Linked DNA regions of Mus musculus: region 1 is linked to region 2. Evidence: chromatin contacts called from ENCODE Hi-C or POLR2A ChIA-PET data. All regions are on one chromosome and are shown on one strand. Each heading gives the region's core, a stretch centred on a gene start or an enhancer-like site at or near the end of the contact. The rest is flanking DNA. Distances are from core to core; before and after follow the strand shown.

Region 1 (5,627 bases), core at 1,800-4,299, 240 kb after region 2:
CTATTCAGATATTTACATAATGATTCATAACAGCACCAAAATTAGTTATGAATAACAACAAAAATAATTTTATGGTTGGGGGTCATCACAACATGAGAAACTGCATTAGAAAGGCTGAGACTGATCTAAAACAAAAATACATATTACTCAATGTTTAATAAAGGCACAACTCATAAATGTTCTAAGAACAGTGGCACTTGATAGTTTCTCATATTTTGTTTTTAACTTCTCATTTTTAAAATGCTGTTGCAATTAGTTAAAAAATACCTGTTATTTCAATATTTGAAAACAGTTTACTAACATATAAATTGATATTACAAAGCACCTGAAAAATATATGCTACTTAAATAAACTAAAGAGCTCTGCAAGAGAACACTGGTTTGATTAGTGAAGCTCACAACCTTCACTAATTCCAGTTCCATAGGTCTGTCTCTTCTAAACTCCTTAGTAGAACCAGACACTCAAGTGGAATAGACCTACAAGCAGTAGAAACACTATACACATAAACTGAAAGTTCAAGGAAGTGGCTTAGCTAGTAAAAGGACTTGCCTCCAGCCCTGACATGATAGAAGAAGAAAACTGACTTCCACAATTTGTCCTATAACTTCCAGACATGAATATATACAAAATTATTAAATTTAAAAGAAGCCAGTTTTAGGAAAACAGGGCTTTAATCTTAGCAATGAGCAATGAGAAAGCAGAGAAAGTGATATTTCTGTCTGTGAGTTCTAGGACAAACAGGATCACACATAGTTGTTGTAGTCACTCCAAAAATACATTCAACACCAAGTCTTTTTTATAATATAAGAATTACTACTCTAAAAAAAAAAAAGAAATGCTAAGATATAGTTAAATAATTATATCTTTAAAAACCACGTCAGGCGTGGTGGTGCATGCCTTTAATCCCAGCACTCAGGAGGGAGAGACAGGCAGATTTCTGAGTTTGAGGCCAGCCTGGTCTACAAAGTGAGTTCCAGGACAGCCAGAGCTATACAGAGAAACCCTGTCTCCAAAAACCAAAAAAATAAAAAAAATTAAAAAATAAAAATAAAAACTAGACAAAATCATTTCTTTAAGCTTTTACCATGAAATCTTAAAAGAGTGTGGAGGTTAACATCAAATTTAAAATTACCCACTGTACACCAGAAACCTAGCAACCTACTAGTAAACAGAAATATGTTTCTATACATATCACCTGAAGAGTGTTTAAATCTTGGACTCAGTCCTTAAAGGCTAGGCTCACAACCAAACCAAACCAAAAATTATGTGTGCATAATATGCATATATATATATGTATATATATATATACATACATACATAAATTTATATATACACATATATGTTAAGAACACTATTAACTGTATAGCAACCAGAGCTATACTGAGAAACCCTGTCTCCAAAAACCAAAAAAGAATACTATTAATACTTCATTGGTGGTATGAAATTATCAAGTTTATAATCACTGATTTTCATTAGAACGGAAACTATATAATGGTAACAAGTATGTATGTCACAGATCTGTGCTTTTTTTGCTATGGTTTACAAGTATCTAAATATGTTACCTTTAAGAATTTTTTTTTTTTTTTTGAGACAGGGTATCTCTGTGTAGCCCTGGCTGTCCTGGAACTCACTCTGTAGACCAGACTGGCCTCAAACTCAGAAATCTGCCTGCCTCTGCCTCCCAAGTGCTGGGATTAAAGGCATGTGCCACCCCGCCCGGCTAAGAATCTTTTTTTAAAGGTTTAAAAAGACTTGATAATTCTCCTTTTAAGTAATGGGGAATACTTTTCATTAACCTGTACTTGCTAGGTTTAATATTTTCTTGGTAAAACTACCCTGTTTCCTTTCTAAAACTGTTTCATTTCCCCTCTCCTCCCTCTATTTCCCACCATCTTGATTGATACCAGCAGCCAATAACTAAATGACAATGCAAAGTTTCACAAAGGAAATGCCGTGTGCTCTCTCACTCTCTGGAAAATAAACTACAAGGAAGTAAAAAAAAAAAAAAATTAACATTCCAAACTGGAATTCAGTATTATTTCTGCATAGTATTACTACTGCATCGTAAAAAATTCTTTTTAAGTACGGAAACTCTTTATCTCCTTACCTATAACTTGTCCCTTATGGGAAAATAATAAAACGTGTGTATATCACAAGAGGCTGCAACAACCAAGCGTCTTCTCATAACTTGAGATGAGTAACTGGAGGATATAGCTGACCTCAGAAAAACTGCAAAATAAGCAGTGCTCTGGGCTGTATGCTGAGGCAGGGCCTCAAACTATCAGGAAAGTAAGCCAAGAAAGGAGAAACGGGGAAGGAAAAAAAAAGTTTCAAAGATCCCTAAAAGCTATAATGAGCACTTTCAGAGTAGGGAGAGGCTCCAGGCTTGGAACAGTGAAAAGCTTAGGAGAAAAATATAAGTAATTATGTTTAAACAGTTGCTGACCTTGTTCAACAGCGTCTTCATCTTGGCGCCATCTTTGCATCGGGTCAAGAACCCGAAGAAGCTGCTGTGGAAGAAATACATGGCTCTTGTTAATGATCACAGAAAGACATCAGTAAAAAATCTCCCAAAACATTGTTAACAGTGCTAGGCGAAAGCGAGTCGTCACCGCAAGCAAGATGCAGTCAGGCCTCCTGGAGAGTCTTTTGAACCCGGAGAGAGAAAGACAACCTGTAAGTATTAGCAGTGCGTACCTATCTAATCCACAAAGCGCCTTCTTCTCTTCGACTGTGAGACTGAAGGACCCCTCTTCGCCCTCGCCTCTAGCCTTTTCCGCCGCCATTTTCTTTTCCTCATTACCTAGGGCAGCAGTAGTGAGAGATAATCCGTAAGATTTCATGGAAACTGGCAAAGGAGAAAGCGGCAGAGGCTATCTGGTCACATTACCACGCAGATGGTGAACGCAAGAAGAACTCATTGTTGCAGAACCTAAGCGAAGTTCTTAGAATATCAAACTTCGCTAGCATCCGCATAAAGTTGTTATAATACCGTCAGTGTGAACCGCACGTAACGTCCATAACCTCTCCCTAAAGCCAGGCTTTCCAATGGAAGCAACCGTTTTATCCCACGTGACTTTTGTTGACTTGCGTCATCACCAGTGCAGCTAAACTTGCTACTTCGCTAGCTCGTGATGTCAGCCTAAGAGCTCTACCTACCGACCACAGTGAAATTAGTTTTAGGTATGCTTTGTAACTCTTTCTTATTCCACACTAGATATCCAGACCCTTTCATTTAATTGCTATACTGATCTCACAAGGAACAAAGAGCACTAAGAAAAAATACATCAAACATCGGTTTTTAGGGCACATGAAAGCCAATTAGAGACCAAATAGTTAAAAAAAAAAATTTTCCTCTTGCCTTACAGAACACCTTCTGTTAAGTTCCCAGAATCGGTGCTCCTTAATACTAATTCTAGCAAACTTTAAAATTAAGATCTTGAAGTAATGACACACACGTTGGGAAAACAAAATGTATTCAGCTAAAATTGAAATCATCCTCAATGAGTAACTGGGTCGTGTTTTTTTGTCACCACCATAGCTAAACTCATTAATTACCCATCCACTCAACCACATCAAACCAAAAAAACTTTATAAAAGTCACATGACTTTGTCCTTAAACAACAGATCATAGTGAATGAACAGTCCCTCACAAAGGTTATCCCTGCGGGGGCAAGGAGTGACGTGAGGGGGCGGGGGGGGGGGAAGGACGGGGGAATCCCTCATTGCATTTTGAAGATGCAGTAACCATTTGAGAACAATACCATTTCTTTTGACCTTTTGGTTGTTGTAGCTAAAATTTGTAAATATGATCCAACACTTTGTAAGAGGAGCATTCATTTATATATAATACAATAATAAAAAATATAATAAGACAAGTTCCAATTTTGCTGTTCTCAGGAGTTTTGAATTGACTTGTATTACCATTACTTACTGGGCCTGGACCTTCACAAGGAAACCTAGTTCCCCATCTCAGAAACCAGTATCACAAGTCTCCAACACAAATATTTATAAATCTAAGATGACCTTAAACTTGAATTGTATTGAAGACTGGCTAGCAAACACTACCTAATCCCTCTTCAAGTAAATTCCCTACCCCCAAACCAGGTCCACAAAACATGTCTAAGTCTTTTCAAAAGCTTCCATAACAAAATTCTAGGAAGCTTCTAAAACACTTTGCAGACCTGGAAGCCATAAGATGCAAAAAACAGGCAATCTGACTTATCTTTTACCCTTCTGCCAAAAGGTTTCAGAAACAATTAGACCTATTCTCCCCCTCCCTCCCTGCACCCAATTTAACTTGAAAAGCAGTTTCTGGGACTCCAGAAGCCTACACTACAAGAATTGATTCTCAGACGGTGTATAGCTTCTGCTACTTTACTCTCAGATACTAACTGCATGGTATGGTTAAGAGCACTGACTGCTCTTCCAGAGGTCCTGAGTTCAATTCCCACCACCAACATGGTGGTTCACAACCATCTGTAATGGGATCCAATGCCCTCTTCTGGGGTGTCTGAAAACAGTAACAGTGTACTCATATAAATAAAGTAACTCTTAAAAAAAAAAAAAGTCAGAGCCAGCCGTGGTGGTGCACGCCTTTAATCCCAGCACTTGGGAGGCAGAGGCAGGTGGATTTCTGAGTTTGAGGAAGCCTGGTCTACAGAGTGAGTTCCAGGACAGCCAGGGCTACACAGAAAAACTTTCTCTCAAAAACAAACAAACAAACAAACAAACAAACAAACAAAAAATCAGCTCTGGGAATTCTTTAAAGTTAATGTGTATGCTACACTTACCTAAGGACAAATAACTGCAGAATACTGGAGGTTGTGTTTTAGTTCAATAGCAAGGTTTGTTGCCCCAAGTGCTCAGGATATGCTTGATCACACACAGGTGAGAAATATGCAGACAGGAAGTCAGTGAGGATGTATGCTTACCCCTAATTGGACAAATATGGAAAGTTCATAGATTTGTAGAGGTTTCTTTGCATGATCACATGACTGATTTTAATTCAAAGCCATTTCTCTTGGAATCCTGGCATGAATGTAGTCAGTGTTGAACTTCCTAGTCAGTGTTAAATAAAGCTTGCTTTAGTTGGATATTGTGGAACAGGTCTTTAATATTTTATATATAGGCAGGCTTATTGGGAAGCTGCTCTTGGGCAAGTTCACTGGCCCCAATAACTGAGGCCAGGGAAGTTACCATGGAGAGAGAAAGCTCATGTACACAGAGAAGGGAGAAGAGAGAGAGAGAGATAGACAGAGAGAGAGAAAGAGGATAAGACAAGGTGGGGAGGAAGAGGAAGAAGAGGAGGAAAAGGAAAAGGAGGGGGACATGGGGGGGGGAGTCATTGTCCAAATGTCTGGATTATATAGGGAGAAGCTTCTGGGGGAAAGGTAGCCCAGCCTCTGACCTGAAAAGTTTAGGTTTGGAGACAGAATGCCAGGTTGGGACTGAGGGATGCTAGGAGAATCTGGAGGCCAGGACTGCTTTAATATGTAAAATATGTACCTCAGTCCCTTGTAAGGGTTGAAACTAAACAATCTTTCTCCTCAAAATTCTCAGGTTTAAACAGTTCTGAAGTAGTAGTAGTCCATCCTTTCATTCTCCTCTGCTGACTTTTTTCTTAT
Region 2 (5,917 bases), core at 1,386-3,885:
GTTCAGGTCTTATTTGGGTACCTATATTGGAGAGATTTCATGGGTGTCTTATCTGACATTTCTAGGAGAAAATCTCATAGAAAAAAAATCTGCTATAAAGCTCACCTGCTATTAGATGACTCAGCTTTTGAGTTGGTAGACAAGGAATGACTAACAGCTCAAAAAATAGGAGTAGGTGCAATTCAAGAAGTCAAATGACTTTGAGTTTACACAAGATTATTTTGATAGGTTATCAAAATGCTAATGCAACTAAAGCAATACAGTACACTTCACCTATATCTTCAAAAAAATAATTGACTGTATTATCAATATTTATAAAGTATACTGAGACAATAGTCAGTTATATTTCTTAATTTTCCAAAAAAATCTGTAAAATGCAAAAATATTGATTAATAACACTATCATAAAATAAGATCAAATAAGGTTTCTCTCTCTCTCTCTTTTCTTTTAGGATTTCATATATTCAAGGATGTCTCCATGTGACCACAAGTACTACCTTAAACTTCTGATCCTCCTGCCTCTACTTTTCTTGATGTTAACATCACTAGGAAACTAAAACTGCAAACAAAGCAAAGCACTTTAACCACTGAGGTATATTTTTAGTTCCAAGTATTCTTTTTTTTTAACATTTATTTATTATTATGTCTAAGTACACTGTAGCTTTCTTTAGATGCATCAGAAGAGGGCATCAGATCTCATTATGGATGGTTGTGAGCCACCATGTGGTTGTGGGATTTGAACTCAGGACCTTTGGAAGAGCAGTCAGTGTTCTTAACCACTGAGCCATCTCCCCAGCCAGCTTCAAGTATTCTTAAGCATAAATTTGCCTCTACCTTGTGTTTTGTTTCCTTGCTTTTTGCTATTTAGTTTTTTGAAATCATGTTTATAAAGTTCATGTTGCCCTGAAACTTGCTATGCAGATCAAGTTTGCCATGAACAAATAAATTCCCAGGACCCTGTATTAGGATTAAAACCATATTTACTTTAAAAAAAAAAAGGTTTACTTATTATTATAAATAAGTACACTGTTGCTGTCTTTAGACACACCAGATGAAGGAGTCAGATCTCATTACAGATGGTTGTGAGCCACCATGTGGTTGCTAGGATTTGAACTCAAGACCTTCAGAAGAGCAGTCAGAGCTCTTACCCAATGAGCCATTTCACAACCCTCATATTTACTTTTAAACAGATATTTGCCTCCTAAATTATTTCACCAAAATTAAATATCAAATATAGATGTATAAATATAGTTATTTCTATTAAAGCAGTTTTTTATTGTTGTTTTGTTTTTGTTTTTGTTTGTTTGTTTGGTTGGTTTTGGTTTTTCGAGACAGGGTTTCTCTGTATAGCCCTGGAACTCACTCTGTAGACCAAAAATCCGCCTGCCTCTGCCTCCCAAGTGCTGCGTGTGCCACCACGCCAGGCTCTTTTGTTTTGTTTGTTTGTTTTGTTAGTTGTTGTTGTTGGGTTTGTTTGTTATGTTTCCTTGTCCTCTCTCTCCCTCTTGACGCCTGCCTACCCTCCCCTTTTCTCGGTCTCTCTCTCTCTCTCTCCGTCTCTCTCTCTCTCTCTCTGTCTCTGTCTCTCTCTCTCTGTCTCTCTCGGTCTCTCTGTCTCTCTCTCTGTCTCTCTCGGTCTCTCTGTCTCTCCCTCCCTCCCTCCCTCCCTCCCTCCCTCGCTCTCTCTCTCCCTCCCTCTCTCCCTCTCTCTCTCTCTCTCTCTCTCTCTCTCTCTCTCTCTCTCTCTCTCTCTCTGTCTCTCTCTCGGTCTCTCTCCGTCTCTCTCTCCGTCTCTCCCTCCGTCCCTCCGTGTCTCTCTCTCTCTCTCTCTCTCTCTCTCTCGGTCTCTCTCCGTCTCTCTCTCCGTCCCTCCGTGTCTCTCTCTCTCTCTCTCTCTCTCTCTCTCTCTCTCTCTCTCTCTCTCTCTCTCTCTCTCGCTCGCTCGCTCGCTCGCTCGCTCGCCAGTTTTTGGATTTGTTTTTACAAGTTCTTTTTGTTATTATTCTTTGTCTTAAACGATGTAAATAACTTCTACCGTGTTGCATATTAATTGCAAGCTCTCCAGTTTTGGTATTTTCCCTGCTCTGCAGGTACCTAACTCTTCACCAAAAATCCACCAGCCGTCTTGTGTCCAGAAAGACCACAAAATACCCTTCAGTCAATCTAGATGTATTAAACTAAATTATCATCTGAGCAAATAAATTAGGGTTAGGGTTAGTAAAAGAAATCAGAAAGTAATCTGATCGCTCACATTAAAATTCAAGTGTCTGAGACACTAATGGAACCTAAAACAAGAGGCTACCTTTAATCCCGCCCCGTAGTTGGGGGTGAGGGTAGGGGTTGGGATGGAGGTTAGGATGGGGTGGGGCTTTCACTGGGGCTGCCCTTGACGTTGCCTGCACTAATAGTTATGAAGTCCATGGCAAGTAGCTGTTGAACTTTATATATTGTTTTTTAGTAAGTTTCGTACAACTCAATATACAAAGTCAGTCAGAGTAAAGTCCTCGTAATAAGGCTACACCTATGTTTACTGCCCGTTCTTCCAGGCCAGATTCTTAGTCAGCCTTTAATCCGCCATTTTACAGCCCCGCCCATAGGCTTGTGCGTTTTGTGACGCGACAGCGGAGGCCACAGCCACTTCCTTCTTTCGTGAGCAAGATGGCGGGCGGAGAAGCCGGTGTCACTCTCGGGCAGCCGCATCTTTCTCGTCAGGATCTTGCCACTTTGGTGAGATTTTCCTTCCTGAACTGCTATGTAAAGTCCATAGTGGGGAAAGCGTTGGGTTTAGGTTGTCCTGGCAGTTTTGGGGCGCGAGAAAGGAGACCGGTGATACCGACTGTATTTCAGTCAGTGACCAAACCCTGGAACCGAGAGCTTGTCGTTGAGGCTTTATTAATGTGGCTTTTTTTTTTTTTTAAACCTCAGACGGTTTGAGAGGGGATCATATGATAAACAGTTTAAACGTTAATCTTGTTATAAATACGTGAAAAAAAGTTTTTACCTTCGTCGAAGTCCGCGAGCTCTGATGTAGTGAAACTGAATTGATTTTGTACGGAGAATAATGTTCTTTTTTTAGTTTTCTCGACCGCTAAAATCCTTTAAAGATTGCTACGAAAATGTACCTCCAGAACATCTGTTTCTCTCCGTACATTTCTAAAAATAATTTAAAAAGTAAGATAGAGACAGGAAAAACCCCTTTAAAAATAGGATCAGGAAGGAGATGTGTATTGTAAACCCATGGGTTATAGGAAAACGTTGGTTTCTCCTGAAAGGCAATGGTCTTAAAAATGTCTCCTTGCAGGATGTTACCAAGTTGACTCCGCTTTCACGTGAAATTATCAGCAGACAAGCCACAATTAATATAGGTAAGAACAACTGTTAATTGGTAGTTGAAACTATTCTGATCTAATTGTTGATTATGGCAATAGATAATTCTGTATTTTCTTTGAAGTTATCAGACTCCAATTGTCCCAGTTAGAATGCTACAGATCTTGTAAAAGTAGTTACCTAAAGAATTCCCATCAGATATTCCAGAAATCACAGGAATCTGGAAGCTGACATCCTCGAGACTTGGGTGTTTTAAAAGGGAACTTTTGGAAGATAGATAGGATCTCACTTTGTAGTCTTGCTTTGTAGATTAAGTGAGTGTCTCAGGCTCACAGAGGTCTACCCGTCTGTGCCTCCAAAGTGCTGGTATTAAATGCTTGCATTTAAGTTTAACCAATAGTAAAAAAGTACTTTTCAGTTATATTTGAAAACAGGGTTTGTGAAAAGGTGAAATTAACATTATATCATTGTACGTTATATTTATATAAATGCATAATATAAAGTCTAAAGTACTTGCTGTAGTTATGTGCATAACAGCTTTTTGTTTTTTGTAGGCACAATTGGTCATGTTGCTCATGGAAAATCTACAGTTGTAAAAGCCATTTCTGGTGTTCACACTGTCCGATTCAAAAATGAACTAGAAAGGAATATTACCATAAAACTTGGATATGCTAATGCCAAAGTACGTAATATACTGTGGAAGTAGGAACTATTTAATTAGTAATTATTACAAAAATTCATTATTGTCTTTGAAATTTTCAGATTTATAAGCTTGATGACTCAAGTTGTCCTCGACCAGAATGTTACAGATCTTGTGGAAGTAGTACACCTGATGAGTTTCCTTCAGATATTCCAGGGACCAAAGGAAACTTCAGACTAGTCAGGTGATTATTTCAATGCTTAATGAAATAATTAGAATTATTAAGTAATTAATTAAAGGTCAGATTGATACAAATTTCTATTTTAGTAAACTGTGGGTTAAAAAAAAAAAAAACAACTTAACTAATATCTTTTCTCTAGGAGATGTGACAGTTGCTTAGTAGCCTAAATTTTTTTTAAGGGCTGCATCAACCATCTATAAACCACTTCAAAAAAAAAATTACTTATCTGTAAATATAATTTTAAAACCATTTGTTCAAATCTCCAAAACTAGTTTGTACAAATCATAAGATTTGCTATATAGGGATGAAGTCATTAGATAAAATTTTCTTTTTTCCAGATATCTCATGTTTTCCCCCTCAAACTTGATAGATTTAATAGCAGACAATAAAACAAATTACAAAGTCAAAGATGAAAGTGAAAATTGGGGCCATTGTTTAGTGGTGAATGTTTTAATCCCAATATTTGGGAGATAGAGGCAGATAAACCTCTCTGAGTTTGTGGCCAGCCTGGTCTACATAGTGAAACCTTTTATTAAAAAGAAAGAAATAGAAAATTAAGGCAGGTACCTCTGAAACAGTACTGTACAATTAGTGAAAATAAATACTTTGATTATTCAAGAAGCTAAAACTGTCAAAGACTATACAATATGAAAGAAATAATATGATAGACCTGTAACTATTAAATTAATTTGGCTGGGCCTGGTACTAGGGCATGTAATTCCCATTTGGGGGAGGCTAAATTAGTAGGTCCACAAGTTTAAGACCTTACAAGCTGCTTAGGTTTTTCATTTTGAAGTTCTGAAAGCATCCAAATTCTTAGCTACTCCTTTGCAGCAGAATTATTCCCAGTATGATTTAAATCTATATGTGGAGGGAGGTCCACACAGACATACATAAAAATGTGGAAGTTACAGGTGCCTATTATGTGTCTTTCTGTTATTGTGCTCTATTGTAATTTTGAGACTGTTTATTACTGAACCTAGAGCTTATTAGTCAGCCTGACAGGTCCAGTAAGCTTCAGAGATCATCCCCTTTCCACCTCTATGCTGGAATTACAGACTCAAGGTATAGGTCTTTTTATGGGTGCTGGTACCAAGGTCTTCCCATATGTATAAGTACTTTACTTACTAAGCCATTTCTCTAGCAAAAATCTAAAGAGTGTGTAATCTTTTTATTGGTTGATTTGAAGACTGATGATTATCTCTCCATTAGACATGTTTCCTTTGTTGATTGTCCTGGTCATGATATTTTGATGGCAACTATGCTGAATGGGGCAGCAGTGATGGATGCAGCTCTTCTGTTGATAGGTAAAGTCAGAATTGGTTTAGTTAAGTCAGTGTAAGTCTAAGAACTTTTAGAGTTGTTAAGGACCATAAGATAATATAAATGGAAAATTTCCAACAAGAAAACCAAAAATACTAATTCTAATCAGCTATCAAAAAAACAAACAAACAAAAAACACTTATAGTGAATACGCATAGACTTTTCCAGAAGCATTGAACTTGGTTATACTGCTAGATAAATTAATATCCCAACCTAGGGAGTATGATCCTAATTGTGCAAAACAAATTCTTCTTAATAGTACATTGTTATGTTTGTGTTTATTTTTGAAGGTGATTTTTTAAAAAAAATTTACTTATTTATTCATTAATTATGTGAGTACACTGTAGCTGTACAGATGGTTGTGAACCTTCATGTGGTTGTAGGGAA

Evidence for each region. Hi-C counts contacts between places; a loop is a spot of excess contacts on that map. ChIA-PET counts read pairs that join two places held with the same protein, here RNA polymerase II (POLR2A).
Region 1: a loop to region 2 is called in a map of mature B cell, with 7 times the contacts of the local background. The contact joins the promoter of Uty here to the promoter of Eif2s3y in region 2. A Hi-C loop is called at or near these places in 2 of 37 maps with a recorded cell type or tissue (mature B cell and mouse embryonic stem cell). POLR2A ChIA-PET finds 5 or more read pairs at or near these places in 1 of 5 experiments (embryonic stem cell).

Annotation. Positions count from the first base shown.
Region 1 is chrY:1,242,710-1,248,336 of GRCm38, forward strand. Uty (ubiquitously transcribed tetratricopeptide repeat containing, Y-linked) reads right to left here and starts at 3,050. Exons shown (of 27, transcript NM_009484.3): 1 at 2,698-3,050; 2 at 2,447-2,510. The coding sequence starts at 2,843.
Region 2 is chrY:1,007,960-1,013,876 of GRCm38, forward strand. It overlaps Eif2s3y (eukaryotic translation initiation factor 2, subunit 3, structural gene Y-linked), which reads left to right and starts at 2,636. Exons shown (of 12, transcript NM_012011.2): 1 at 2,636-2,726; 2 at 3,301-3,364; 3 at 3,881-4,008; 4 at 4,089-4,210; 5 at 5,420-5,514. The coding sequence starts at 2,658.